Regions from separate parts of the Homo sapiens genome. Here regions 1, 2, 3, 4 and 5 are each linked to region 6. The links are chromatin loops, found by intact Hi-C in ENCODE. Cell type or tissue: dorsolateral prefrontal cortex. All regions are shown on one strand.

Region 1 (5,000 bases), 150 kb after region 6:
GGCTTCCTTAATTGAATTATACAAATAATTGCCTAAGCTCTCTACTTTATTCAAGTAAGTTAGCCTGGCTTTAAAAAATGTGCTTTAGGCCAGGCACAGTGGCTCATGCCTGTAATCCCAGCACTTTGGGAGGCCAAGGCAGGTGGATCACCTGAGATCCAGAGTTTAAGACCAGCCTGGCCAACATGGTGAAATCCTGTCTCTACTAAAAATACAAAAATCAGCCAGGTGTGGTGGCACGTGCCTGTAATCCCAGTTACTCGGGAGACTGAGGCACAAGAATTGCTTGAACCTGGGAGGTGGAGGTTGCCGTGAGCCAAGATCATGCCATTACATTCCAGCCTGGGCAACAGAGCGAGACTCCGTCTCAAAAAAAAAAAAAAAAAAAAAAAAAGAGGCCGGGCGCGGTGGCTCACACTTGTAATCCCAGCACTTTGGGAGGCCGAGGCAGACAGATCACGAGGTCAGGAGATCGAGACCATCCTGGCTAACACGGTGAAACTCCATCTCTACTAAAAAACACAAAAAATTAGCCAGGCATGGTGGTGGGCGCTTGTAGTCCCAGCTACTCGGGAGGCTGAGACAGGAGAATAGCATAAACCTGGGAGGTGGAGCTTGCAGTGAGCCAAGATCGCGCCATTGCACTCCAGCCTGGGTGACAGCAAGACTCCGTCTCAAAAAAAAAAAAAAAAAAACATGCCTAAAGCATTTCAAAATGTGGCTGGGTGCAGGGGCTCACACCTGGAATCCCAGCATTTTGGAGGGCCAAGGCAGGCAGGCAGGCGGATCACTTGAGTCCAGAGTTCCTGACCAGGTTGGCCAACATGGTGAAACCCTGTCCCTACTAAAAATACAAAAATTAGCCGGGCTTGGAGTCATGCGCCTGTAGTCCTAGCTACTTGGGAGGCTGAAGCACGAGAATCGCTTGAACCTGGGAGGTGGTTGTTGCAGTGAATCGAGATTGTGCCACTGAGCTTTAGCCTTGGCAACAGAGGGAAAGACTGTCTCTAAATAAATAAATAAATATTAAATAAATATTAAAAAGTTTCAAAATGTTCGGATCTTACTATCATTCTGTTAATTATATGCCAGAGTTAAATATTTATAAAATACAGGTTAAGTATCCCTAATCCAAAAATCTGAAATCTGAAAGCTCCAATGGGCATTTCCCTTGATTGTCATGTTGGCACTCAATAAGTTTCTAATCTTGGAGCATTTTTGGATTTCAGATTTTCACATAAGTGATACTCAACCTGTAGCACCAGCAGGTTCTCAGGTGGCACTGCTTTGCTCAACATCATTTTGTTATAACTTCAATGAGTATGAGACCAGCTTGGGCAACATAGCAAGATCCTGCTTCTACAAAAAATAAAAAACAAAAACCAAAAATACATTGATGATTTAAAAAAAAAAAAAACCCACCTCCTGGCCAGGGCTACTGTCTGTGTGGAGCTTGCAATTCCCCCCACATCTGTGTGGGCTTGCTCTGGGTCTTCCAGTTTCCTCCCACATCTCACACGTGTGCACGTTAGGTTCACTGCTGTGTATACATGGTCCCAGTGTGAGTGTGGGTGTGTGCGTGAATATGCCCTGTGGTGGAACAGACTCCTGTCCAGGGTGAGTGTCCAACCTGCGCCCTAAGCTTCCAGAATAGGCTACAGCTCCCCGCCACCTGAACTGAAATCACTGGGTTAATAATATCTTACTTATTTTTATTAATCTTTCTTAAATGTATGTATAGCTCACATTTATTTCAATGTTTAATATTAGAAGTGCTTTGGTTTTTATTTAGAAGTCTGGTGATGTTTTGTGACCAGAAATATGCTGTAGGAACTTAACTCTTGTTTATATCAATTAGCCTAGGGTAAAACTGGTTTCCTTGTATGTCATTTCACCTATGACCACAGTTTCCAAGAACTATTAATGACATTAAGTGAGAACTTACTGTGTGTGCCTATATATGATTGTCTGGTCTTTGCCTAATTGGAGAATGTCAATTCTCTAATACACTGAATAATTTTCTAAATATAAGTTACTACTTTCATATACAAAAATGTAAGCCATTAAGAGGAAAAAAAATAAAGATGAAAACTTCTCGAGATTAAAGTCCAGAAAATATTTAAAACCTTTAACAAGCAAAGAATCACTTGTAATTATCCTTTTAATGCCTCAATGAAAATTACAATAAATGATAGAAAAAGAAGCCTTTATTCATACTTCTTGGGCTGTGAACACACAACTTGCAGAGAGCAAGCTGAGCCAAGATGAAAGAGCAAAGGGTTCTCGATCTACACCACCACCTGGTGGCGGAGTGAGACAGTGGCGCAGCTTCCACCGTCTCCTTTCAAGTCTCCATGGGGTCAGAATGGACTCATCACGACCTTTCCTTTCCACACTCATTGTCTAAACAAGTGAATATACATACACCTGAATATAAGATAACTATCCTCAAAATAAGCATCCCTCAGAAGTAGATATCGCCTCCTATTTCCATCTCTCATAGGAAGTTCCCTGAACTAATTTAAAAAACATTACAGGCTGGGCACAATGGCTCACACCTATAATGCCAGTACTTTAGCAGGTTGAGGCAGGAGGATCAGGTGATGCCAGGTGACCAGCCTGGACAACACAGCAAGACGCCCCCCTACAAAAAAAAATTTAAAAATTAGCTGGATGTAGTGATGTGCACCTGTACTCCTAGCTACTTAGGAGGCTGAGGTGGGAAGACTGCTTGAGTCCAAGAGTTTGAGGTTACAGTGAGCTATGATCACGCCACTTGCACTCCAGCCTGGGCAACAGAGCAGGACTCTGTCTCAAAAAACGATAAGAAGAAAAATAAAAAATAAAACAGATGGCAATGGATTATAGCACTTCATATAAGGCCATGAGCCTACAATGCTATCAGAAGGAAAAAAGATGGTGAGAGGTAGGGAGTTGTGAATACAGAGAGAAATCTCTTCTTTACAGAGAGAAAGAATTTCAGCTAATAAGTGTAGAAACAATAATACAATTAGACAAATCACCATTTTGCTACCTCTCCCACCTCTCCATAATAACTACTTCAGGCAAGGATCATCAAAGATGCTAAAACAAATGGACAACAGGTTATTGGGAAAGAGGTTATTCCTCCTACCTCAGAAATATTATCATAATAAGGGTATAACATGCCTTTAAAATGAGAAGATCTAATTACAAAGAAAAAAATATAAGAATAATAAAGAGGCTGGGCGCAGTGGCTCACGCCTGTAATCCCAGCACTTTGGGAGGCCAAGGTGGGCGGATCCCAAGGTCAGGAGATCGAGACCATCCTGGCTAACACAGTGAAACCCTGTCTCTTCTAAAAATACAAAAAATTAGCCGGGCGTGGTGGCAGGCGCCTGGAGTCCGAGCTACTCGGGAGGCTGAGACAGGAGAATGGCATGAACCTGGGAGGCAGAGCTTGCAGTGAGCCGAAATCACGCGACTGCACTCCAGCCTGGGCGACAGAGCAAGACTCCATCTCAAAAAATAAATGAATAATAATAATAATAAAGAGAGCTGATGGCTGTTATTCAACCAAGTGAGCAAACCAAGTGACAACAGACTTAAATGTCCCCATCACAAATGAAGGACAACCGACATTACATGCTGCTTGATATGATACAGTAAAAGAGTAAGACTGGCACAAGCCCTAGAGGAAACTGACAATATGAAAAAAGCTGAACACCTGCACACCCTACGACACAGCATTTCTATTGGGCACACATCAAATAGAAATGTGTCCGTATGTTTACCAAAAGGTATGTATAAGGATGTACATATGCAGCACTTTTCACGGTAGCCTCATACCAGGAACTACTAAAATTCCCACCAACAGTAGAAAGGGATAAATTCTGGATAGTCATACATAAAACACTATACAGCGATGAGAGTTAACAGTCTACTACAACAGGCAAAATAAAATAGATAACTCACACTACCATAATGTTGGGCAAATGAAACCACACTCAAAAGAGTAGGATTCTACTTACATTAAGTATAAAACAGGCACAACTAATCTGTAGTTTTACAAGTCAAGAAAATACCGGTAGTGATGGAAAAGAACAAGCAGGGGCTTCTGAGGAGTTAGTAGTAATCAACTTATTTATTTATTTATTTTTTTGAGACAGAGTCTCATTCTGCATCCAGTCTGGAGTTCAGTGGCACCATCTCAGCTCACGGCAACCTCTGCGTCCTGGGTTTAAGCGATTTTCCCGCTTTAGCTTCCCGAGTAGCAATTTCTTAATCTAACAGTGAGTTCAATTTGTGAAATTTCATCTATCTGAACACTTATGCATACTTTTCTGTATATACGTTATACTTCAATAAAAAACTTTTTTTAAGTACACATAACCTACACCTAAAAACATTAAACTTTTAAGAACACTTAAGAATCTGATTACTAGATAACAACAAAAACCGAACTGTGATACGGAACATTCTAAAGATAATTGGGTTAAATGTCAAAGTCATTAAATGAAAAAATCAAAAAAGATTACAGAAACAGAACAGTCATAAACATAACATAAACACAATACAGTTCATGTAAAATGTGTGAACCGTGACTGGATCCTATTTTCATTCATCTATAAAAGCTATTTTCTATTTTGGGGCCAGGCACAATAGCTCATGCCTGTAATCCCAACACTTTGAGAGGCCGAGGCAGAAAAATTGCTTGAGGCCAGGAGTTCAAGACCAGCCTGAGCAATATAGCAAGACTCTACCTCTACAAAAGGAAAAAAATTAAAAATTAGCCTGGCATGGTGGTCCACTCCTGTAGTCCTAGCTACTCAGAAGGGAGACTGAGGCAGAAGGATCACTTCAGCCCAGAAGTTTAAGGCTGCAGTGAACTATGACCATGCTACTGTACTCCAGCCTGGGTGACCGACCAAGACCTTGTCTCTTAAAAAAAAAAAAAGTAAAGGTATTTTTGGTACACTTGGAACATCTGAATATGGACTGTGATGTTATAGAATTTCTAC
Region 2 (5,000 bases), 790 kb before region 6:
TTCCTCAAAGCCTCCTAACAGGCCTCTAGGTGTCCCTCTTTGCTCCTTTCCAAATCATTTGCACCTGGTATTGGGTGAGAACTAAAAGCCTGAATCATGCCATCGGGCAGCTTAAAGCCCCATAAGGCATTTCCATTGTAATGAGATGAGCATGTGAATTCCCTCCCCAAGCTGTGCACCATCAAGGCCCTGCGTGCTCTGTAACCAGGCGCTTGTCTACCTGGGGGGTCCCACAGGAGGACACCGGCCTCAGCCTGGGCCCTGAGCTTGTCACACCCTTGTCAAACAGTGCCTCCCTCCCGCCACACCCACCTTCTATCAGCGCCTCGGGATAAGCCTAGCTCTGCCCCATCTCTGGACTTTGGATATGCTGTCCCTGCATCAGTCGGCTTCCCCTTCCTGGCACTCGGGGTAACTTCTCTACATCCTTCATTTCTCAGAGAGGCTTCCCTTAACCCTTCTGTTCAAATGGGGTTGCTGCTATTATTCCTCACTGTACCTTGTTCTTTCTGTTTTCCCTTTTCCATTTATTACACCCAGTAAATCTGTAAGGACAGCATCCTGATGGGCTTTGTTGACAGAGTACATCCAGCACTGAACACTCTGTACGCCTCACACAGAGGAGGTGCTCGATAAACATGTAAGAATGCCCCTGCTACATTGTAATTTAAAAAGCAAACTACAAAATAGTATGATGGCATATATAACATAGCATAGTATAATCCAATATAATACAAGAGTACAAGGATTAATATTAAAAAATCCAGAAGACTCTTCCACAAACTCTTGTCAGTGGTTAAGTATACATGGTGGGATTATAGATGGTTTCAAATGTTCACCTTCTCTGTATTATCTATATTTTCCAGATTTTAAATACATTTTTATTTTTATTGTATTTATTTATTTGTAGAGACAGAGGTCTTGCAATATTGCCCGGGCCAGTCTCAAACTCCTGGCCTCAAGCAATTCTCCCGCCTCAGCTCTCAAAGTGTTGGGATTACAGGTATGAGTCACAGTGCCCAGACTGAATCAATTTTTCAAAAATGGTAACAATAGCAATTATTCCGCAATAAAAAATAAAAATTTTGCTTAATTCTCATTGTAAAAAGACTCTGCCCACAAATCCCCAGCCTCTGTGAAGTGTTTCCTCTAAGCTCCATCTGCACCACACACCTGAGAAGGTGAAGCTTGAGGCATCCTTCTCTGTCCCATAGCACCTGGGACTGCCTCCTTCATAAGATGAGTCATCACCATTTCATAATCCTCCGTCTCCCTGCGCCCTCCTGCCTATGGGAGCACCCAGAATGTCTTCTTCATAGCCTTCACTCATTAATGATTGTGACTAATTAATTTGAGCTAATCCATTTTATGTGCAATTTCTGGCCTGCTGTCTTCCCCGGGCTGTAATTTCAACAAGGGATCATCTACCCTAATTGCTAGCGTAGTCTTTATAATTCATAGTTAATGCTCGATCAACAGTTGCTAAATGAACAAATGAATGAATGAATGCAAAACAGGATTGTCTCCGAAGTTGAAATCCCTGCCCTTGATTGTGTCTGCCATCAGATGTGCGTCCCCGAAATGCAGAAATCCTACTCGAGAGCAGAGGCATGTTACCACTCACTGGAGTTCCATAGACATCACCTGACCACGGAGACTTTCTAAGTATTTGTTCCTGAGAAGTCTCCGCTGCAAAGTTCCGATTAAGATACCTGTGAGCGGCAGGGCGCGGTGGCTCACGCCTGTAATCCCAGCACTTTGGCAAGCCGAGGAGGGCGGATCACGAGGTCAGGAGATCGAGACCATCCTGGCTAACATGGTGAAACCCTGTCTCTACCAAAAATACAAAAAAATTAGCCGGGCATGGTGGCGGCGCCTGTAGCCCCAGCTACTCGGGAGGCTGAGGCAGGAGAATGGCGTGAACCCGGGAGGCAGAGCTTGCGGTGAGTCGAGATTGCGCCACTGCACTCCAGCCTGGGCGACAGAGCGAGACTCCATCTCAAATAAATAAATAAATAAATAAATAAAAGAAAAAAGAAAAAAAAAAGATACCTGTGAGCTGTGGACATCTGAATGTTCACACAGCACTGACCTTTTTAAACATGAAAATGAAAACGAATAGTCAGACTCCTGCATTTTTCCATGTCTTATTTCAGTTTTAAAGATGGACAATATGATAAGAAAGTCTGTTTCTCTTCTGGATTTCTATTTCCAAAGAGATAGCAAAGGTTCTCAGGTTACTTGGAGAGTTTACTAGGATGCTGAGCGCTCCTCACCCACATAGTTTATTATTCGGGAGGTCTGAGGTGGGACCCCAAAAGACAAATTCTCAGGTGAGGTTGATGCTGCTGGTCTGGCGACCACGCTTGGAGACTCCGTGAGCCAGAGGACTCTGCCCCGACTTGCTAGGGAGGCAGGAGCTCTGGTGACCTGCTGTGTGGCCTGGAGGAAGTCACTGCCCATTCTGAGCCTCGGATTCCTTGTTGGTAAACAGCGTCTTAGGACGCGGCTCTGTGATGCTGTGGCCTGTGCGTCGCATCGGCATGTCTCAGCCGGCACCGGGCAGCAGAGGGCAGCAGAGATCAGGAAATGGCGTCCCGGCAGGCGGCTTCTCCCACTGCTGAAATGAGTTCTCTCAACTGTCGCTCAGCACTCCGAAACCATTAGCCAAAGAAGAAAGACATTTCCTCATCCCTTTGCTCTCCAATGACTAAGAAAAGTGAAGTGATGCCTTACACTGAAATGTATTTCTTAAAAGTTGGATACTTGTATCATCTTGAAAGCCCCTCTACATCCAGGAAAACTGCAGCCCAGAGAGGGGAGGAAAAGCCCGCGGCCTCCTGCTGGTGGTAAGTTCAGGAACACGCATGGGCCTTTCCGCTCCGTCCCAAGCTGAGTTTTACATTCCCTCCTAGACGAGAATTGGCGAGTGGACATGAGGGTAGCTTTCTTCCATGGTGCTGGGGGGCAGGAGGAACCCCAGGGACTCATGGATGTGGGAAGGACATGAGAGGTTTCCCAAGTAGGGCCCCTTGCATTTAGAGCCCCCTCTACATGGAGCTGGAAAAGGGAGTTCCGTTTAAATGTGTGACCCTGGAGTCCCCAAACATCTATTCAGAGACAGCAGATAAATCCCAGACTGCACCTCTCCAGCTGGTCTTCAAGCTCAGAACCCCCTCCTCGTTTCCAAGTGTGGATCCATCAGAATGAAGGGCCCACACCTCTCCCCCACCGTGGATTTCACATTTCCTGGTGCCTCTAAGTCACCAGGAGGGGGCAGAAAATTCTGCCTCCCAAGCCCCACCTCCAGGGACCCCATTCATCAGGTTTGGGTGCGGTCCTGGAATCCACGTGCTAAACAGACGCTGAGGGTGGTTTGCCCAACCAGACCTGGACAATCTCTGGCCTGGAGGTTAAGCCTGGGTGGTGAAGATGAAGAGATAGGTGGCAGGCAACACTGGGAATTCACAGTCTCCGTTCTTGGAATCATACTTCTCATCCACGGGGAAAATTCCTTGGTTCTGGTACCTTCCCTGCAACTCTCTCCAATCATCCTAACATTCTGGGGGCCCAAGATGAGAATAAAAGCGAAGTTCCCATACCATGTGTCAATTATTAAAAAGTTATCAATCCGGGGCCGGGCATAGTGGCTCATGCCTGTAATCCTAGCACTTTGGGAGGCCGAGGCGGGTGGACTGCCTGAGTTCAGGAGTTCGAGACCAGCCTGGGCAACACAGTGAAACCCCGTCTCTAGTAAAATACAAAAAAAATTAGCCGGGCATGGCGCCGTGCACGGCGCCGTGCACCTGTAATCCCTGCTACTTGGGAGGCCGAGGCAGGAGAATCGCTTGAACCCAGGAGGTGGAGGTTGCAGTGAGCCAAGGTCACGCCATTGCACTCCAGCTTGGGTGACAGAGTAAGGCTCCGTCTCAAAAAAAAAAAAGGTTACCAATCCAATCAGTTGTTAGAAGATAAAACCCATAATTTTTCTACCTTGGTAAATACATCTTCATCATCATGAAGGCAAGGTTTGAATTTAGAATTCTGAGGAGTTGACTTTCGAAAAAAGGCAGCACAGAGAGCCAGGCTGCAGCCTACCCCCTTCACGCCTCACCCCACTTGGCTTTTTAGTGCACACACGTGTGTGTGTGTGTACAGGTGTGTATACCCACTAGCCCCACATATCCACGCCCCCACCCAGTTCCAGCTGAGCCATCACCCACAGAAGAATGATGGACCCAGGGAGAGAGGCCCACACAAACCTGGAGGTTGGCTCAGGGTTCCAGGTATCCGTGACTCTAAAAGGCAGGGTACAGGATCCAGGGGAAGCCCATCCCCAGCCCCAGGGACCCCTTGCCCTAGATAGGGCATAGCCTGATGAGACAGAGCAGGCCCCACCCCTGCCCACCAGGGCTCCTTGCTGGCCAGTGGGAGGTGGAGGCCTTAGAGTTATAAGGAGCTGTCAGGTTGGTCCCACTGAAGCCACACTGGCTTTGGGCCCCTGGGAGCCTGACTGTGAGGCCTTTCTGAAACCTCAGGTAGGCCTGACAGACAGACAGGGCTGCAATCCAGGGCTGAGCGCCTGCCTGGAGATGGGGCTCCAGGAGGGACTGGGAGGGCTGCCTGGAGGCGGGGGCTGTTAAAATGCAGCTCTCTGGGCCCTGCACCAGCCCTTCTGAATCAGTGGAGCTGGACATCTATGTTTTAACAAGACCCTCCTTCCCAAGGATTCTAACACAACACTAAAGTGTGAGAAGCACAGCTTGGAAACATTTTGTTTTATTCATGCAGTCAACAGATATCCACAGAACATCCCCTCCCTTGGCACTCTCAGTTTCCTGTCCCCTGCAGCCAACAGGAAGTCAGCTCTTCCCCACAGATTCTCTCCCTCCTCAAGTTTCAATTCAATTTCACCTCCTCAGGGGCACCTTTTCCAAAATGGCTGCCATCTCCCGGCCCTCAACACCACATCCCCTCTCCTAGCTCCTTCTTGGCCTTTA
Region 3 (5,000 bases), 540 kb before region 6:
TGGGATTACAGGCACGCACCACCACACCCAGCTAATTTTTGTATTTTTAGTAGAGACGGCAGGTGGATCATGAGGTCAGGGAATCAATCGTTTTTAGGCAGAAAAAAAGAGGACAATCAATTAAAACCCAAGATGGAACCATTCCCCTGGAATTCTAGCTTCTGGCTCTGCCTATGAATTGGACCGTTCACCAAAAATGAAATTTTTACAACAGAGATGAGCCTTTCATTTGCTCCTAGTTGAAGCTGCAAATCCCTTGTGCCAAGTATTTTGCTGGTGTCAATTAAGGCAGGCTTCTCAGATTGCCACAGGGAAATCACAATAATATCATACTCTCTTCAGAAATAACATTTAGGATTTTTGTTAGGGAAACAATCAAATAAAGCCCTGACAAAATTGTTTCTAGGGGAAAACATGCCTGTAAGGGATGTCTTTGGAAATGATTACAAGCTTGAGTTATAACCAGGTCACTGAAAGGGATGGCCAAGAGGAGCTCCTTAGTGATAACCAAGAGGTTCAATGGAAATTAGGGATCTGAAGACCTCACTAGTAACCTGTACAATCTAGAATTGTTCGTGATTAACTAGGAGATGACTGAAGATGCACCCTCTGGGAATTCAGTGAACAAACCAAAGCTCTGGACTTTATTTTTAAAAGGTTTTCTGGGCCGGGCTCGGTGGCTCACACCTGTAATCCCAACACTTTGGGAGGCTGAGGCGGGTGCATCACAAGGTCAGGAGTTTCAGAACAGCCTGACCAACATGGTGAAACCCCGTCTCTACTAAAAATTCAAAAATTAGCTGGGCGTGTTGGTGCGCACCTGTAATCTCAGCTGCTCGAGAGGCTGAGGCAGGAGAATCGCTTGAACCCAGGAGGTGGAGGTTGCAGTGAGCCAAGATGGCGCCACTGCACTCCAGCGTGGGCGACAGAGCGAGACTCTGTCTCAGGAAAAAAAAAAAAGATTTTCTGTGGAATGTTAAATGCGATTTCTCCCTCCTTCTACTGCAATATCATAAATACCTTTGGTAATTTGGGAAGAGAAAGGGTGATGAATCACTCCAGGTCCAATCCAGCACAACTATGGAGATGTCAACAAATGGCCATGAAGAGGCAGACAGGAATCAGGATGGGCTGTGCTTTGTGATAGCACCATTCACGGTTTTGCCTAAGATCCATCTCCTAGAGGGGGCTGTGCCTGGCCAGTGATCTTCTTGTTGCAGCCAAGGGTAGAGACATTGGTTAGCATCTCAGCAAGTTTTCACGTTGGGCTGCTTTCAAAATGGCAGAAAGAGGAGAGAAATGCATTGTAGCAAATCTTACCATAATATTCCATGCAGTCAATGCAACCAGGGAATTTGCTTTTCCCTTCAGTAACAACATTTATTTTACAGGTTACAAGGACTCAAGCATTTCTTTCAAGGTTTTGAGAGGAAAAGATAAAATTAATTCTTGAGTCATTAAGGGCAAGGAACTTGGTAGAGACAGAACTCCTTGAGTCTTCATTACAAGCATCAAACAGTGGATTTACCAATTAGCTTCATTCTCCCAGATGAGCTGGGAACAGGGTGGGTCCAAGGAGTTCATCCATATCTTCTCCTCTGGTCCACTGTAACAAATAAATTCACAAGAGACCTGGAATACGTGTTGGCCTTGCAAGGAGTCTGCTTCAACCCAGTAACCCATCAGCCATAAACAGGAGACCTAGGAATGAGTCCAGTATACATGAAGCCCACTGGGCCTACTACTGTGATTGCATGCTTTCCTAAGAAGATAATAGTAATCTCATTGGCCAGAAAATGTGAAAAATAAGGAGACAGGTATCTGCTTGGACTGGCCGTGGATCTATGACAGCATTTATTTTAAAACATAGTAATTATTTGTATATGCGTCTGTCTTCCTCAATAGACCATGTAGTCCTAAGAAAAAAGCAAACATTTCAGCATCTAGCACAATTCTTGGCACATGGTTGAGCTACAATAAATGTTTTTCCAAAAAGTAATAATTTCTGTCTAGACTAAAAGACTGTGGACAACATAACCTCTTAAAATTTCTTTTCAGCCACCAAATTCAATGATGAATGGTTGAGAGAACAGGATAGATCTTATGTTTACTACATCTCTGTAAATCAAGTTCACATCAATAAAAATAGGTCTAACCAAACTCAATCACAGAATTGTCACCTGAGTCTTACTTGAATGGCTGTGTGATTTACTTGCCTGGCCAAGTCAAGGCTGGAGTGTAATATTCTATGCTCCATTGTGTTTTGATGGGGGCTTTTAAGGGCTGCAACAGGCTTTTTTTTTTTTTTTTACGGGGAGTTGGGGCATGGGGGGGACAAGGTCTCACTTTGTTGCTCAGGCTAGAGTGCAGTAGCACAATCATGACTCACTGCAGCCTCAACCTCCTGGGTTCAAGCGATCCTCGCACCTCAGCCTCCTGAGTTGTTAAAGCTACAGGTACATGCCACCATGCCCGGCTAATTTTTTTATGTTTTTGTAGAGACAAAGTCTCGCTATATTGTACAGGCTGATCTTGAACTCCTGGCCTCAAGCGATCCTCCTGCCTTGGCCATCCAAAGTGCTGGGATTACAGGCATGAGCCACCATGCCCGGCCACAACAGTCATTTTTAAAGGTAGCTTCCTCCATTTTCCCTGCGTGACACTGGGCTTTTCATAACAGAGCACTTGGAATTAGAGCCCAGATGTCAGAAGACATGAAACTGTGGGCTTCCATGCTTCTTTAAGGGACCATGCCTAAAAAAATCCTCCTGGGCCCCAGTGGCCTCTTTCCTTTGCTAAGGATTAGTCTAGAATGTAGGGTTTGGACAAATGGGTCTGGGCAGTGCTCCTGCTCTGGGCATTGCCTCGGGAACAGTTTCCCAGCTTGGCTTCCACAGGGCTACACAAAGACCACTTTTGTCTTTGTCAGTTACCTGCCTCACTTGTGGTTCTACTCTCCCTCCCCGCATTCTTGGCTCCTGGGCAGCAGAACCTCACATTCATCACACCTCTGTGGTCTGTCTCAAGTGGGCTGGGTTTTTGGTTTTGGCCTTTTTGTTTGTTTGATTGGGAGGTTTTTGGCGTATTGAGAAGACAAGTTTTGCCCTTTGGACTCCCCATCATTCCTGATAGCACACTGCTAGGGAGGCTGGTGACACTGCTCCACAGAGCAGAGAAGCCCTGGCCCCCAAGAATCCATTCGGCCCACGAGGATGGGACTGGGCTCAGGCATGCTGTCTGCCCCAGGCAGGTAGACAGAGGCTGCCCACCCTGGGCATCAGATTCAGCCGCCTGCAGGAAGCCTCGCCAGCATGCACAGGCCTGCCTTGGGGCTGAGCCCAGGCAGTTGAGGGAGGCCAGGGGAGAGATGGCTGTTGGCAGAAGGTAAGACCAGCCCACGGAGGAGATGTGGTCCTGTCTGGCCTTCTGGGGGAAGCAGAAAGGAGACATCTGTGGGCTTTCACTGGGCTCTCCAAGACCCAGAAACTTGTAAGGATGTTATCGGAAATGATTACGAGCTTGAGCTATGACCAGGTCGTGGAAAGGGAAGCGTGCAGGAGCAGCAGGCACCTGGGAGTGCGTGAGGAGGAGTAGGACTCCTGGCCCAGGCATCTATGTGCTCCCACGCAGCGGCTTGGGCTTAGGGCTTTTCACCAAAGTGGCAATAAAATAAACTCTTACAATGTGTTGGATTGACTTCAGGTATTGTCCCTGGACTCCTGGCCACATCCCCTAGATCAATACATCAGAGTAATCCAGCCGGAGTCATTTAAATATATCAACAGTGGCTTCCTGGAGCCAGTTTCCCCAGTCAAAAGTGATTTTCAAGACGTTTGGGGCAGGTTGTCATTGGAATATGGTTTTACAAGCCAAATTACTCGCTCCTAGAGTCTATGGAAAAGTGTTCCCCTTTAAGTAAACTTCCTTTCTTCGTTTAAGACCCTGGGGAAAAATAACAATTCAAAAGATTTTTTTCTAAGTTCTTTCTACATTGAAGGTTTTTATTGCCAAAAACCATTTGCTGTGTGCAAAGTACTGTGAAAGGTGCAGGGCGCCTTATCTAGATGCTATCTGGCAGACTGGTTGCTGCAGGATAAAAAGACTATTTTCCATTTAACTTCAAGAGTTGGTCCAGCCTATGTTGCAGGAGATAAAGGCTGAAGGACAATAGAACTAGCCAGGGTTGAGGGAGTCAAGATAAAAGCAAAGGGTTTCAGCAGTTTGCCCAGATTCTTGGAAATACTAAAAGCCCAATCATCTGACGTAAGTTCAGAATTTCTTTTACATATTCTGCATCTATTATTTTGTTTAAATTTCTCATTATTCAATTTATCCCAAGTTCATATCCACCTTAGGCACTCTTCTAGGATTCCTCCCTTTTCTCTGTTCACCCAAGCTTCCTCCATCTTTCTAGGTTCCCTCAACACTCTTAAAAATTAGGAGACCTGGCTGAGTGCTGTGGTTCACACCTGTAATCCTAGTACTTTGGGAGGCTGAGGCAGGTGGATCACGAGGTCAGGAGTTCGAGACCACCCTGACCAATATGGTAAAACCCTGTCTACTAAAAATACAAAAATTAGACAGGCGTGGTGGCACACGCCTGTAATCCCAGATACTCGGGAGGCTGAGGCAGGAGAATTGCTTGAACCCAGGAGGCAGAGGTTGCAGGGAGCCAAGATCACACCACTGCACTCCAGCCTGGGCAACAATGCGAGACTCGGTCTCAAAAAAAAAAAAAAAAAAAAAAAAAATTGGAAACCTTGGAATCCCAGCCGTGGCACTGGCCAGCACATGCCTTTGGAGGAGTTGCTTTCACCCTCTGAGGCTCATCTATAAGATGGGTCCATCAGCTCTGGCCTTGCAAGGAATTATGAGGCCAAGAAAGAAAAAGGAATATCACAGTGCTCTGGAGACTCTAGTGTGACACAGATGCAAACAACCACATCTTCTCCTTCAGACCCAGGAGACAAACGTCTGTACCACTTCATGATGAGCCCAAC
Region 4 (5,000 bases), 130 kb before region 6:
GCTCCCACCCCACCCACACCCTTATCGCTGCCTGAAGCTATGCTGTCTGATAACGTTAACCACCAGCCAACATGATTATTTAAAGTTAAATCAATTAAAATTAAATAAGACTTCAGCTCCTCAGTAGCACCAGCCACAATTCAAGTGCTCAACAGTCACATGGGGCCAGGCCACTACATTGGAGAGTGCAGTATTATAGGGTATTTTCAACGTGGCAGACGATGTATTGGGCTGTGCTAGAGAGCACACCCTGCTTTCCGCTTCCTCCTCCAAGAAGACCTCCTTAGTCAGAGGAGTCCCCAGGAACTGCTCTTGCTCTCCCTCTCCAGGTCCCCCCGCTCATCACCCCTGGACTGCTCCCCATGCCCTAAATGGGCATCTTGCCTTACCAGGGTGGAGGTAGGGACAAGAATTCTACTCCTTAGATGGAGAACGGTGCAGGAGATACACGGGACAGGTCTTACTGTTGACAATGAAAACGATTTTAGCCGGGCATGGTGGCACACGCCTGTAATCCCAGCACTCTGGGAGGCTGAGGAGGGCGGATCACTTGAAGTCAGGAGTCTGAGATCAGCCTGGCCAACATGGTGAAACCCGGTCTCTACTAAAAAATACAAAAATTAGCTGTGCATGGTGGCATGTGCCTGTAATCCCAGCTACTCGGGAGGCTGAGGCGGAAGAATCGCTTGAACTGAGGAGGTGGGGGCTGCAGTGAGCCAAGATCGCGACACTGCACTCCAGCCTGGGACACAGAACAAGACTCCGTCTCAAAAAAAAAAAAAAAAGATTTTAGTCTGCACCATCACCTTCTGATCCTGGGGCCCCCTGGAAGCAGCTCCTGGTCTCAGTGGGAGTTTCTATGGGCCCTAAATTCCTCCCTTCGAGGATTCCTGCTCCCTCAAATCCTCAGAGATTCACAACTGTGTGCTTTCAGCCTCAAGCCCAGAGGGAGGAAAGGCTTTACTGAACCAAGATAGCCTGTCCATGGAAGAAAGCCTAGCAGAAACTGACCTTGGACAACAATTTTGGTGGAAAGGGGTTAATTGGGGACCACTAAATGCTAATACTCAGAAAGGCCGGGGCTGCATCTCCCATCTCTAGATTCCCAGGACCTGGCACTACCTGGCTAGTGGGAGCAGTTTATGGGGCTGTGTTTATACCTTACAGGCTCTTAATAGATGCTTGTTGATTGATGACTGCAACTCAGCCTCCTCCAGCATTTCCTAATTAAAGCATAAGTGCAAAGAGGCACATGTACATAGGTTTGTGTACACAGTGAGCACGGTCTCTTTAGAAGGTGGGGAATAGAAGCCAGTTTAGGACAAAGCTGATTGAGCTGTGTGAGGAAGTTACCTTTCCCTGCAATTACCTCATTTCCACGATGCGTTTCTTTCTCTTTTCTCTTGATTTCTGCCTTTGCTACACTCTTTCCCGAGGGTGTGTCTACTTCTTCCAAATGTGAAAAGAAGTTCACTTTCGCCAGGCACGGTGGCTCACGCCTGTAATCCCAGCACTTTGAGAAGCCAAGGCGGGCGGATTACCTGAGGTCAGGAGTTCGAGACCAGCCTGGCCAACATGGTGACACCCCGGCTCTACTTAAATACAAGAATTAGCCGGGCGTCGTGGCACACGTCTGTAATCCCAGTTACTCGGGAGGCTGAGGCAGAACTGCTTGAGCCCGGGAGACGGAGGTTGCAGTGTGCTGAGATTGCGCCACTGCACTCCAGCCTGGCTGACAGAGTGAGACTGTCTCAAAAAAAAAAAAAAAAAAGAAGAAGTTCACTTTCATAAACCAAAGGGGAGAAAAATGATGCTGCCAGGATCCTGGTAAACTCGGGGAGGGAGTGGAGAATACAGAGCCCCACACATCGTAAAACCACAAACCTAGTAACCCTTTTAGAGTCCCAGAGCTCTCGTATTGTGTCCCCAAGCTGGGGAGAAAGACCATCAAGTGGGGAGCGATTTCTTTAACAGATTTCTAAGAGCAGCGCTGAGCAAAAATTAACTCCTTCGCGGAGGCCGGATGCTGGCCTGGCGCTGGGGCAGCGCCCGGGAAGCAGGTGGCTCCAGGTGAGGGAGGCCGAGGTCCCGGGGCGCCCTTTGTTCTCCGGGTTCTGCGCAGGGAGGAGCGCATCGGGCGCCAGCGCCCCCGTGTGGCCGCGAGCACCGCGCGCGCAAAGCGGGGGCGAGCGCCGCCCGGGGCGTGGGTGACGGGGCTGGCATCAAGGTAGAGGGCGGCCGGGCAGGGAGGAGGGGCAGCCCCGCCAGCGCCGAGCCCAGCCCTGAAGTCGTTTCGGCTGTGCAGATGATGAGCGACCCAGGTCGAGGCGAATCAGGAGCCCAGGTGCTTGCCCAAGCACAGCTGGACGAAATGTCTGTTACCCCGACGGCTGGGGCGCGGGACCTTGCAGGGACGTGGTGCTGCAGCGGCCTCTGCCTGGGCCTGGCGTGCGGCTACCTCAGGCTAATTCTCCATTCGCTGCGTGGATTCGCCCCCGGGAGGCGGCCCCACGTTTCCAGCCTGTGGATCAACAAGGCGGAGAACCACCTTTGCACCCTCGCCGGGAAACCAGCTCCTACCTCCGGCCCCCTGTTGGGCCTTCTGGCCCTGGTGTTCTCTGGCGCTCCTCTCCCACCAAGGCCCGGCAGTCCTAGCTGTGGGCTGTCCTCTCTCTCTCTCTCTTTTTTTTAACCTCTACCTCCCGGGTTCAAGCGATTCTCCTGCCTCAGCCTCCAGAGTAGCTGGGATTATAGGCATGTGCCACCATGCTTGGCTAATTTTTGTATTTTTAGTAGAAACGGGGGTTTCACCATCTTGGCCAGGCTGGCCTCGAAGTCCTGACCTCGTGATGCACCCGCCTCAGTTTCCTAAAGTGCTGGGATTACAGGCCTGCGCTACTGCACCCCTTGGAGCTGTCCTCTCTTGAAAGCCACCACACCTGCTTCCTTCCTAGTCTCACCACAGCTGCCCTGGAGAGGTACCTGCCAGATTTGGGGCAGCCTCCGCCTCTGGTCTCTCCCCTGCCAGTCACCCTGCCCAGAGGTGGGGACCCCTGTCCTGCCCTTTCATCAGGCCAGTGGAAGCTTTGAAGGTTCCACATTTTCAGGAACCATGGCAACGGCCCTCTTAGCACAGAGTGGGTGCTTGGAGGCTGACGTTTATTGGGTGCATACCATGTTCCATGCAACTGGGATTATGGCCTTTAATGGGTGATCACACTTCAATCACAAGCACCCTGTGAGGTAGCACTACTGTGACCCCCATTTTATAAATCGTGCTATGGAAACACTGAGAGCTCATCCAAGGTTACACAGTCGGGAGGGAGGGCTGACCCTGGAGCCTGTGCTATCGCTTATGCTGCCAGCGTCCCCGTGACGGTGATGGGGTAGTGACTTCAGCTGATGAATGGAAACAGAGGCTAAAGGGGCTGATTCTCCTGATCTTCCCAGAGAAGTTGGCTGTCCCATCCAGATGACAATTGTCCCAGTTTTCAGATGTTGACTCCTTTTCTAGTGGGCCTGTGGACAGCAGGCTGCACCCTCTGCTGTCCTATAGTGGCTGAGATCATGGGACCTGGAGTCCAGCTGCCTGCTCTGGGCCTTACATCTGCCCCTCCTCACCACGTTCTCATCTGTAAAATGAAGTCATGCTAATACCCGCTTCACACAATCTGCGCAGATTGAATGGAATACTTCAGGTGAAGTGCTGAGTGCATGGTGAATGATCAATACTTGTCAGCTGGTACTAGTATTTCCAGACCAGAGGCATCCAGACCTCCCTCTGCAGCTCTGTCTAACCCTATCCTACCCCTGACCTTATTACTTGCTACTTCTCTTTGCTGTGTGACCTGGGGTAGGTTACTCGGCTTTTATGAGCTTCTGTGGCCTTATTTGTAGGCTGTGAATATTAGCGGTAATCATCTTCAAAATTCACCCATAATGGTATTGATTTCAGTAGCAGCTTAGGCTGTCCAGGGCAGGGGACTTGCTCACATTCTTCTAAAGTTCTTCTTAGCATCACGTAGAAATTCATTCCAGTGTTGACTCATGACGGTCAGCAAATTCTTCACCTTATCCAACTGAGTTATCTTTTGCTTTAAATTTCTATTTAAAGAAATCCTCTGTATACGAGGAAAGGATCCATTTGTTTTCTTTGTAAAACTCCTCTGTGTGCTTCAAGCAAGCATTAAGATAATGGTTACCCTCATCTCCTCTGAATCAGATAAGACATGACTTCAGAGCACTGCCGAATTGAGCCGATAAAAGTACAGGACACCCAGTTAAACTTGAATTTCAGATGAAAAACAAATAATTGTTTTTAGTATAAATAGGTCCCCACTATCGCATGAACAAATAGTGCATGGGACATACATCTATGAAGATAGTCATTGTGTATTTGAAATCCAGATGTAACCAAGTATGCTGTATTGCATATGGCAATGCTGTGCTGGCTAGAAGCCACACCCACAGGTTGACTAGTCCGGGCAAGTCCAAGGGAAACAATCATTCTTCCAGGAAATCATTGAGAACTAACACCCTTCTCCTTCCCGCCTGTCTATGCCCAAAAACCCCTTTTAGTATTGGGAGGCGCGCCTGACCAGAAATTCTGTCATGTTTTCCTTGGGGTTGGTTTCCAGAGCCACTGTTGTGGCAGCTTGGGCCTGTTTCATAGTGATCAATTTATGTATTGACAGAGCTATTGAATATTTGGTGATAACTGTAATCATCTGTTCTAAGTCTGCGTTTCCTCCTGAATGAAGTAATAACCCCTGGTGTTTAGTCTGCACTATTGGGAGTGATGTATAACACTGTTGGGATGTCAAGTGTATATGACATGTGCAGCTGTGGTCACTTCCCTGGACGGAGTCTTGCTACATGTGGAGCGTCATTTACGCCGCCAAACAGGGCTGCCTGGAGCTAGACAGAGCCAGACAGAGCCGCCATCCATTTTCCAGAGCCCAGAAACCGTGTCACCAGGGAATGATACGACATCGGCCTTC
Region 5 (5,000 bases), 130 kb before region 6:
TGCTCGCAGGTTGCCACTTACATCTTTATATTCCCCACCAATGGGAAACTCGAGTGTCTCAGGACAGTTCCTTTCCCATCCTACACCGCATCCATCAGCCATTGAAAATGCTGTTAACACATTCTCACATAAATTAATGGTGCAGGAAGCCGCTGTCCCTATCCCCCATTCATCAATAGCTTTATGCATGTTGAATGGAAAGGAAGCTTTCCGCTGAAAATGACAAATAAGAACACCTACTTTCATGTCCAGGCACAGTTTGCAGAATGTATTTTTTATAGAAATGAAAAGACACCAATCTATCAAAAGCTCCTTATTCCCTAAAGAGGGCTCATATATAAGGGACTGAAACCCACAAGACCACAACAGGAAACTCTTCAGTTTTGAGGAGGGGGGGGAAGTATGTTTAGAATTATTTTTAAAAAATCAATTATGTCCCCATATTTAGTCTTCAAGTGACCTCAGACCATCCAGGAAAACCTTCACACCACTGAGGCTTCTGAATGAGAAAATAATCTCTTTACAGTTTTTTCTTTTCTCTTCCCTCTTCAAGTGGCTGGAACCCCTTTCGTCAATGGCCTCCCATGAATGGTGTTGCTAATAAAGCCTATTAATGAGCTTCCACGGCGGAGTGTGAATAGGTAAATAAGCCCCAATCTGTTGAGGTTCTGGGGCAAGGGCAGAAAAGCCAGTAAGAACTAAAGGTGACAGTTTGAACTGAACTGCGAACGCCAGCACCAGGTTTCAGCTGAAAGAACCGCCAGACAAGGACACATTCACAGTTCCTCCACCCCCTACTGAGGTCTCTTTTCTTCGCAATTTTCCCCCCTTTACAAAATGTCTTGAGTAGTCACCCTTTTTTTTTTTCAAAAGCCCTCGAGACGCCCTTCTTTTTTCACTCTAGTAATGATACATCAATGGGAAGGAAGAAAAATGAGGACACCAGAACTCCGATGCCCCCAAAAGTTTCAAGAAACAAATTGTGCTGCTAGCCCGTTGGTGATGGGAAGAGAAAGGAGAAGGGGGTGGGAGCGCTCACTACCATGGGCCTCTCTCCTTTGAAGATTTGGAATTTTTCTTTTAATAATTTGTTTTGTAATGGGTGGCTGTTCCTTCACTCTATGGAAACGTTAGATGAAATAAAGGCTGCTGACATGAAGTGCTCATGAACCTTCCCGGGTGGATCTGAGCTCCCTGCAACACCAGGAATTTCATTCTCTAAGCTACATCTCAATAGTGCCCTCGGCATAAAAGAAGCACTCAAATGGAAGGATATAGAATAGTCGGAGGACTATGATAAGAGTATTTACTTCTGGGTAAGGGGAGGGGCTGGATGCTGTGACAGCTCCAGCCCATCTTCAGGGAGCTTGTGGCATTTAAGTGAAGCAAAATCATTGATCCCACTACTGAACAGCATCAATGATTTTAAACTTAGAACTGGGCCTGAATTCCAAAGCCAAGGCTTCCCCGGAGACAAAGTCCTTCTGGAAGTATAGCCTCACTTTGAGGCAAAGGGGAATGGCTTTCTTAAGGTGAGAGGCTGGATGCAGCTTTCTTTACTCAATAGCTTTGTGACCTGTGGCCGGGCGCAGTGGCTCACGCCTGTAATTCCAGCACTTTGGGAGGCCGAGGCAGGCGGATCACTTGAAGGCAGGAAGTCGAGACCAGGCTGACCAACATGGTGAAATGCCGTCTCCACTAAAAACACAAAAATTGGCCGCTTGTGGTGGCGCATGCCTGTAATCCCACATACTCTGGAAGCTAAGGCATGTGAATCGCTTGAACCCAGGAGGCTGAGGTTGCAGTGAGCTGAGATCGCCCCACTGCACTCCAGCCTGGGTGACAGAGCAAGATTCCCTCTCAAAAAACAACAAAAAAAGGCCTGGCATGGTGGCTCACACCTGTAATCCCAGCACTTTGGGAGGCCGAGGCAAGTGGATCACCTGAGGTCAGGAGTTCAAGACCAGCCTGACCAACATGGAGAAACCCCGTCTCTACTAAAAATACAAAATTAGCTGGGCATGGTCGTACATGCCTGTAATCTCAGCTACTCAGGAGGCTGAGCCGGGAGAATCACTTGAACCTAGGAGGCAGAGGTTGCGGTGAGCCGAGATCGTGCCATTGCACTCCCGCCTGGGTAACAAGAGAGAAACTCCGTCTCAAAAAAAACAAACAAACAAACAAACAAACGCTGTGTTACCTCAGGCCAGTTGCTTGAGTTATCTGAGTTTTCCATTTTCTCAGCTGTAAAATGGGGAAAATAATGGTTCTTATTTCCTGGATTTTTTTTTTCTTTTTTTTTTTTGAGACAGAGTTTCACTCTGTCACCCAGGCTGGAATGCAGTGGCACGATCTCGGCTCACTGCAGCCTCCACCCTCAGGGTTCAAATGATTCTCCTTCCTCAGCCTCCTGAGTAGCTGGGACTACAGGTGCCTGCCACCGCGCCCAGCTAATTTTTTGTATTTTTAGTAGAGATGGGGTTTCACCATCTTGGCCAAGCTGGTCTTGAACTGCTGACCTCGTGATCCACCCGCCTCGGCCTCCCAAAGTGCTGGGATTACAGGCGTGAGCCACCGCACCCGGCCTCTCCTAGATCTTTAATAGGATCACTAAGAGGATGAAATGAGTTAGGACGTGACAAGCACTTAGTTTTTCTTTGTTTTTGTTTTTTTATTTGTTCGGGTTTTTTTGGTTGTTTTGTTTTTGCCTTTGTTTTTGTTTTTGTTTTTTGGTTTTTTTTGAGATGGAGTCTTGCTCTGTCATCCAGAGTGCAGTAGCGTGATCTTGGCTCACTACAACCTCTGCCTCCTGGGTTCAAGTGATTCTCCTGCCTCAGCCTCCCAAGTAGCTGGGACTACAAGCGCCTGCCACCACGCCCGGCTAATTTTTTTATATTTTTAGTAGAGATGGCATTTCACCAAGTGATCCACCTGCCTCCCAAAGTGCTGGGATTACAGGCGTGAGCCACCGCACCCGGCACTTAATTGTTTTTGTTTTGGTTTGGTTCGGTTTTTTGAGACAGGATCTTTCTCTGTCACCCAGACTGGAGGGCAGTGGCACAATCACAGCTCACTGCAGCCTCCAACTCCTGAGCTCACGCAAGCTTCCCACCTCAGCCTCCTGAGTAGCTGGGACTATAGGCATGCACCACCATGCCCAGCTAATTTTTGTATTTTTTGTAGAGACAGGGGTCTCATTATGTTGCCCAGGCTGGTCTCAAACTCCTGGCCTCAAGTGATCCTCCCTCCTTAGCCTCCCAAAGCACTGAGATTACAGGCGTGAGCCACCATGCCCAGCCTCGCTTAGACATTTTTATTCAGGTGGTCCTCATGGTTTGGAGAAACTTTGACACACGAGCAAGTCTCTTGAGGATTACTATCCATACACAGTAGTCCACCCTGATATGCAGTTTCCTTTGCCATGGTTTCAGTTACCCTCAGTTACCTGAGTTCAGCTGCAGTCTGAAAATAGGTGAGCATAGTACAATAAGATATTTTAATTGAGAGACCATATTCATATAACTTTTATTATAACTGTCCTTTTTTAATTAGTTTATTATTATTAATACTTTTTTTTTTTTTTTTGAGACAGAGTCTCGCCCTGTCACCCAGGCTGAAGTGCAGTGGCGCCATCTCGGCTCACTGCAACCTCCACCTCCCGGGTTCAAGAGATTTTCCTGTCTCAGCCCCCCAAGTACCTGGGATTACAGGTGCCTGCCACCACGCCCGGCTAATTTTTGTATTTTTAGCAGAGACGGGGTTTCACCATGTTGGCCAGGCTGGTCTCAAACTCCTGACCTTGACTGATCCACCCGCCTCAGCCTCCCAAAGTGCTGGGATTACAGGCATGAGCCGCCGTGCCTGGCCTATTATTAATACTTTACTGTGCCTAATTTAGAAATTAAACTTTCTCATAGTGTGTAAGCGTAGGAAAAAACATCCAAACAGGAGGCGTCACAATGCCCATCAGTGCCCACTGCTCCCCAGCAGCGGTCCAGGGGGAGGCAAGGACAGTGCCAGGCAGAAGACACTTTTCCTACTAGGAGAACCACATATAAGGGTGAACAAACCACTGTATATGGCTAAGAATAATCATAGAAAACACGTAACCTTCCCATGTGCCAAAGAGTTTCTCAATACCATGAGGACCATACAAATAAAAATGTCTAAGTGCTTGTCACATCCCAGTTCATTGAATCCTCTTTGACCCTATTAAATAGCTAAGAGATAGCAAAGACACCTCTGTTCCCAAGGAAAGAGCTTCTTGAAAACCACTAGGGACATCTGAATAAAGGCTGCCCTGCTCTAACCATTTCTTGAATTTCTGAGTGACTTGAACGGCACAGGTTGTTCTTCCGAAGGAGACCAGGCCTAAAGGTGAAGAAGTGCATGTCAAACCTATGACAGCGCATCAAGTATGACCCCTGGATTTTACAGGGGAAGAAAGCAGGGCACACAGAGGGATGATGGGCTCAAAGTCACCCCTCTGGTTAATGGCAGCAAAACCCAGAAAAGTCTGTGTTCCTGACTCAGCTGGGGTTACAATGGCCACTAGTACAAGTCCACCATGGCAGGTGAGTCTCACCCATCCAATGCCAGGCAATTGGCTCTTTCTAGGGGATTCCACATCTTTCTTTCTTTCTTTCTTTTTTTTTTTTTTTGAGACAGAGTCTCATTCTTTTGCCCAGGTGTTGCCCAGGCTGGAGTGCAGTGGCGCAATCTCAGCTGACTGCAACCTCCACCTTCCAGGTTCAAGCGATTCTCCTGCCTCAGCCTCCCAAGTAGCTGCGACTACAGGTTCCCGCCACCACACGTGGCTAATTTTTGTATTTTTAGTAGAGACAGGGTTTCACCATGTTGGCCAGGCTGGTCTTGAACTCCTGGCCTCTGGTGATCCAACCACCTTGGCCTCCCAAAGTGCTGGGATTACAGGCATGAGGCACCGCGCCCGGCCAGAATGGAGATATTTCAAGTAGCATTCATTGCCTCTGAAACTGTTA
Region 6 (5,000 bases):
ATCAGTCTCATAAAATTTAGGAAGAGTTAACAGAAATTAAGAGTGAGTAAAGCAAAATAGCAGTGATATCTTCCTAATGATGTTCAGCCTCACTTCACCCTCCTGAACATTTTCAAGGATCTGTGGCCATGTGAAACCCTGAAGGGAAGGGAACTTTTATTCCACATGCCACTTGGATGGCATCGAGAGCTCTTTTCTGCACTTGCAGAGATTTATTTGCAAGGCTTTTCCCTCCTTTAGGATCTCAATTAGGGGCAAGTGGACTATTCCCAGGGTGAAGTGTGTTCAGCATGTAGAAAAACGCCTTTGTGTCGGTTAGTAGAATGTCCTACCATTTGCGAAATGAATTTACGAGGAAAAGTCCAAATTAAATAGGGATTACACTGATCCCTTTTAAGAATTTTCAATTCATATTGGCGCATTCTATTTTCTGGTGTGTGAGCACTAAACCAAAAACAGTCCTGCCTCAAGTGCTGGGATCTACATACCCATTAGGCCAGGAATTCATTATGCAAAGCAGCTGTTCTACCAACAGCCAAGTGTCCCAAGACAATTCCCCTCACATGTGCTTCTCCTGCTGGGAGGCACGTCAACCCCCCGCTGTGCACGAGCTCCTTTATTTGCTCCTGTCTCTTGCTGCTCATTTGGCAGCAGGTGACCGCGAAGGTGCCTGCCTAGGCACAGACATCCACGCAAGCACCACCTTCACCTCTGGGAACACTCCCCAAGCACCTATTCCTCTCACTTCCACCTGTCTGTTTCAAGGAAACAAAAGAGCAGGCAGAACAAAGGGTGCATTTCTTAGAGATTATCTTTAGTAGCTGCACATTCAAAAGCAGACAGACTGGTATTTTCCTAGGGTTACAAAGGAAAACTCACTTCTATACCTCACGTTTACCACTCTTCTGCACGAGTGTTTCTGTTGTTCTTAATGCGTTCGGAGCCTGCAAAGCTTGATATGGTCTAGTTAGGACTCGCTCCTTGGGAAAGCTTCCTAGATATTTCCAGGGAGTCCCGAGCAGCTCCAGGAGCAGGCCCTGCCTGAGGTCCCGGTTGCTGGGATTCAGCCTCCACACAACACATGGTGTTTTCTCTAGCAGGTTTCTCCAACGAGTCCGGCCTTTCTTTGGCTCCCTTAACTGAGACCAACACACACCATTCCTATGACCCCAGTTGCGTGGTTGGTTTTCTAGAACCTTATGAAAGAAATGCAATGGTAGGAAATTATATATATATATATATATATATTAGACAGAGTTTCACTCTTGTTGCCCAGGCTGGAGTGCAATGGCGCAATCTCGGCTCACCACAACCTCCACCTCCCAGGTTCAAGTGTTTCTCCTGCCTCAGCCTTCTGAGTAGCTGGGATTACAGGCACCTGCCACCACGCCCAGCTAATTTTGTATTTTTAGTAGAGACAGGGTTTCTCCATGCTGGTCAGGCTGGTCTCGAACTCCCGACCTCAGGTGATCCACCCACCTCAGCCTCCCAAAGTGCTGGGATGACAGATGTGAGCCACCGTGCCCGGCAGGGATCCTGATATTATACACAAGGTGCTAGTTAGGAGGTGACATCTGATAGGGACCCAGAAGGTTAGGTCACACTTAAAGGGGAGGGAGCATGACTGGGGAGGAAACAGACCTGGCGAAGATCAAGAAATAGGAAAGAAAGACCTGAGACAGCAGTGTATAGAAGGAGGATATAGGGGAAAGGTTGGCAGGAAAGTCTGGGCTTGCCAGGTGGGCTAGTTTAGCTTTCAATGGGCAGGCTGAGGAGCTGGCTGAGGTTAGGCCGGGGAGAGACAGATCTGCTGGCTGCTGCATTGGGCAGGTGAGCCTGGTGGCGTCTGCATAACAGGATTGGGATGGCCGCTGGTTGAAAGCCTGCTGCAATAATCCAAATAAAACACAACCAGGGCTGCCCCAGCCCAGTAAGTCTGGAAAGATAGAGAATAACGTGGGAGACTGGGATGCATCAGACACGGGATCCCATAACTAGATCATGCATTGGCAGAAATTCCTGCTTCAATGAAGACCTCCCCTCACAATTGCCTTAGTTAGCTACAGAAGAATTCATTCAAAGGCAACCCAAATCTGGAAAAAAATCAAAGATGTGGGAAATGGGAAATAGAATTCATACATTTATTTGCTATAAATATAATTATGTCAAAATGTTTTCTATCAAAAACATTGGCCCAATGGACCAATGCTAAGAAGTTTAAAAAAAAAAAAAAAAAAGCAAAGCGGCTTCTTCTGCCCCCTGGTGGCTTTTGGGGAAAAGTCACTGAAAGGGCAGAAAGAGCAAAGGGGACCAGTTTCTCTCCACTTTGTACCCAAGGGTCAACTGAGCACGCAACACCCTTAAAAATAAGGGAGAAGTGCAGAGGGCTCGCTCCCCTCCCGCGCCAGCTCTCTCTCGGTCAAGGTTGGGCCACAGCCAGTGTCTCCTCCACTAGATCCGAGCCAGTGGCTCTGCCCAGGTGGACAGCAGAGTCGCCGCTGAGATTCTAACTGCTTCCATCGGGGCTCTCGGAGCAGCTGTTGGAACAGGATGGGGAGCAGAGCAATTCTGACAGTGTCAGGAAAACATCCCCCTGGCTTCCCCGTGCCCAGGCTTGAAGACCCAGGGGCTGGATACACAGCCACGGACACAACAGAATTCACTTTTAACGAGGCTTCAGAAAACAACGTTTAACTATATAAACACCTGTTTTTGGAAAATGCTGCAGATCTATTTCCAAATACTGTCTTCCAGCCCACTCTCGCTCCCACTGAGGCAGCATCCCACGGGACCCAACGTCACCACTTTTCCAGTCCAAAAAATGTGCTTTCGATGTCCTGATTTGAGGCTGCTCTTCCTCTAACCTGTGCGGCTCTGTGAAAAGCCAATTTTAAGATGCGATGCCTCCTCCAGAATTCGCCTGTATGCAGAAGAATGATGCAGAAGGAGGCAGAAAAGCCGGAGCAGTTGGGGGCAAGATGAAAACAGTCTAGTCATTATCAGTTAAACTGTAACTGCGTGCGGCAGCGTGCTGAGCGAGACAATCAGCGGAGCCCGTGAAATGTTGCTGGTTTTCCAGATAGCCCGTTTAGTTTTGTCTCAAACAAAACAAACAAAAATGTGCATAATTGTACCCAGGTCTCAAGCCCGTTTTATTTCTCCATTATACCAAGGAAAACTTGAATGGTGGCCCCACTGGAGTGAGGCTCCCGTGAATATGAATAATTGTTCATGAATATGAATAATGGGTTCCTATGAATAATTGTTTATCCACATTCGATTAGAGAGCAGCAGCCATTAGCATCTTTTTAGCCTTCTGACATTAGGGTCTTCTTTGTGAGCAGGTATTTAAAATGGATTCAATTCCACGGTCTTGAAGGCCTGTTCCGATATCGTGAATTTTGCAGATAACTGTAATTTATCCTGTAAGAGAACCTTTTGATTGCTTTAACTATGAAATATTTCCATTGCATTATACATTTGCTTATAATAGAGTATAGGAAATGTATTTTAACCATTTCCTGGACAATTCAACATTGTCATTACCAAAGTCAACTCTCCGACTGGCCTGAAACTACCCTGTTGTTTAGATAACCTTAGCTAAGTAGAGTTTACTCCACCTTTTTTCTGTAATGTTTGTTAAAACTTGAATCTTGTGACCTTTCTTTTTTGGTTGATACCTGCTTTGATCAAGATATAACGGGCTGAAGAACAGCAGCGAGGCTGCGTGCTGAGCTGTCTACACCTGCAAATCTCATCAACTCCTATCAGCTGGGCAGCAGGTTGCCCAGTTCACCACTCCTGATGAGGAAGCTGAAGTTTGCTGAACTTCCTTCTGGCACTAACGTCACACACTTCATAGCGCTCCTAGGACTTGAACTTAGTCTGGTTTGCCTTCCAAGTCCAGATTCTCCAAAACATTTTTTCTTTTTCTTTTAACTTACTAAGTAGGTGAATAAAAGGATGCGGGTGCTTGCTGGGGGAATGTGGCCAGAAGGTTGCTCCCGGTCTGATGTCAGCGCTCCCTACCCACGGTTGTCCACAGGGCACGGGTGGAATGCTGTCGGCCATGCACAGGGAGAGCTGGTCAGGGTAAAATGTGCAACCTTCCATTAGCACGTTGTTTCCAGTTCACTTTTTCCTTTTACTTTGGTGCCAAAAATTTCTTCAGAGAAACATCTCCACAAAGCCCCATGCTCTTTCTCCTATACCACATAGCCCTAATGGCGCTCCCAGGAATAAGGCAGGAGATTTGGTGCATGAATTCCAGCCCATTCTAGCTGCTAAGCGGTGATTGTGTTTCCTTCCTTTCTGCCTTTTCTATGTTCCAGATGGTGAAGTGGCCAGATAAGCAGCCTACAGATAAGTGAGGTCTACAATTCATCACACACCGATAATGCTGACATATAACAGTTTCCGTATCTTTACAAAGGCAATAAATGGGTAAGAGAAATGAATAACACTCATTAGAATAAGGCCAAACTAGTCTCCAGATTTTCCCTTTAAACTTCGCTCCTTTAGTTCCAAACTTTCCCAACAGAATAATTAGTGACTTTATCAGAAATATTAAATACTTCAAGCATAATCACCAGCTGCTGTAGATGCAGAAGCATTAATTGCATACTGCTGGCCACACACTGATTATTTTCCTGGCTTTGTTAGTAAAATAACAAATAGAATTGCAACGTGGCTCAAGAACAGGCAGAAACCAGGAAGACTGGAAGTAGTCATTCGTACTTTCTGCAGGCGCTGCCCTTCATTCTTGCACAGAACTCCCATGGCCACTGCCCGTCAGCAGGGGCCCCTTCCAATCTCCCACCCCCACAAGCTCTGCCCAAGGGGATCAGCAACCAATTTTTGGTGAAGCAAGTCCAGACCAACCTCCCCATATCTAAATGAAATGCCTCCACTGAAATTCCATATGATCTATGGATTGAGACATTGACACGCAGCTTGGGTTAGAAGTAGGCTGGGAAAAAACCCTAGTAATCAAAATTGCC

The links. Peaks named below come from ENCODE experiments on the same cell type or tissue, not always from the same donor. Only the 100,000 strongest peaks of a DNase experiment are listed, where the experiment ranks them.
Region 1: it touches region 6 in a loop (3-fold over the local background); 17 of 110 quality-filtered maps call a loop at or near these places.
Region 2: it touches region 6 in a loop (8-fold over the local background); 103 of 110 quality-filtered maps call a loop at or near these places.
Region 3: a loop joins it to region 6, with 2.9 times the contacts of the local background. A loop is called at or near these places in 4 of 110 quality-filtered maps.
Region 4: a loop joins it to region 6, with 4 times the contacts of the local background. A loop is called at or near these places in 34 of 110 quality-filtered maps.
Region 5: a loop joins it to region 6, with 5 times the contacts of the local background. A loop is called at or near these places in 34 of 110 quality-filtered maps.

Annotation. Positions count from the first base shown.
Region 1 is chr10:121,884,892-121,889,891 of GRCh38, forward strand. The region is part of intron 7 of ATE1 (arginyltransferase 1); the gene reads right to left. Among named protein-coding and RNA genes, the nearest start is that of ATE1, 41 kb to the right of the region's middle. In dorsolateral prefrontal cortex, CTCF peaks have their summits at 2,291 (motif pointing left) and 2,495; a DNase peak (open chromatin) is centred at 2,300.
Region 2 is chr10:120,940,440-120,945,439 of GRCh38, forward strand. The region is part of intron 2 of LOC105378519 (a long non-coding RNA gene); the gene reads right to left. Among named protein-coding and RNA genes, the nearest start is that of WDR11, 92 kb to the left of the region's middle. RefSeq lists enhancers at 2,417-2,711, 2,616-2,685. In dorsolateral prefrontal cortex, CTCF peaks have their summits at 2,574 (motif pointing right) and 2,778; DNase peaks (open chromatin) are centred at 2,572 and 2,835; H3K4me3 peaks cover 845 bases; H3K27ac peaks cover 2,505 bases.
Region 3 is chr10:121,192,005-121,197,004 of GRCh38, forward strand. LOC105378523 (a long non-coding RNA gene) reads right to left here. Exons shown (of 2, transcript XR_007062321.1): 2 at 1,355-1,606. Among named protein-coding and RNA genes, the nearest start is that of LINC01153, 16 kb to the left of the region's middle. In dorsolateral prefrontal cortex, no CTCF peak of the experiment used is centred here; no DNase peak of the experiment used is centred here.
Region 4 is chr10:121,606,656-121,611,655 of GRCh38, forward strand. No RefSeq gene overlaps it. Among named protein-coding and RNA genes, the nearest start is that of FGFR2, 11 kb to the left of the region's middle. RefSeq lists a silencer at 2,053-2,292 and an enhancer at 3,893-5,000. In dorsolateral prefrontal cortex, CTCF peaks have their summits at 2,152 (motif pointing left) and 2,364; DNase peaks (open chromatin) are centred at 2,136, 2,488 and 3,466; H3K4me3 peaks cover 1,101 bases; H3K27ac peaks cover 3,234 bases.
Region 5 is chr10:121,600,062-121,605,061 of GRCh38, forward strand. No RefSeq gene overlaps it. Among named protein-coding and RNA genes, the nearest start is that of FGFR2, 4.1 kb to the left of the region's middle. In dorsolateral prefrontal cortex, no CTCF peak of the experiment used is centred here; no DNase peak of the experiment used is centred here; H3K27ac peaks cover 1,714 bases.
Region 6 is chr10:121,732,460-121,737,459 of GRCh38, forward strand. No RefSeq gene overlaps it. Among named protein-coding and RNA genes, the nearest start is that of FGFR2, 140 kb to the left of the region's middle. RefSeq lists an enhancer at 250-842. In dorsolateral prefrontal cortex, CTCF peaks have their summits at 2,276 (motif pointing left) and 2,475; a DNase peak (open chromatin) is centred at 2,464; H3K4me3 peaks cover 780 bases; H3K27ac peaks cover 584 bases.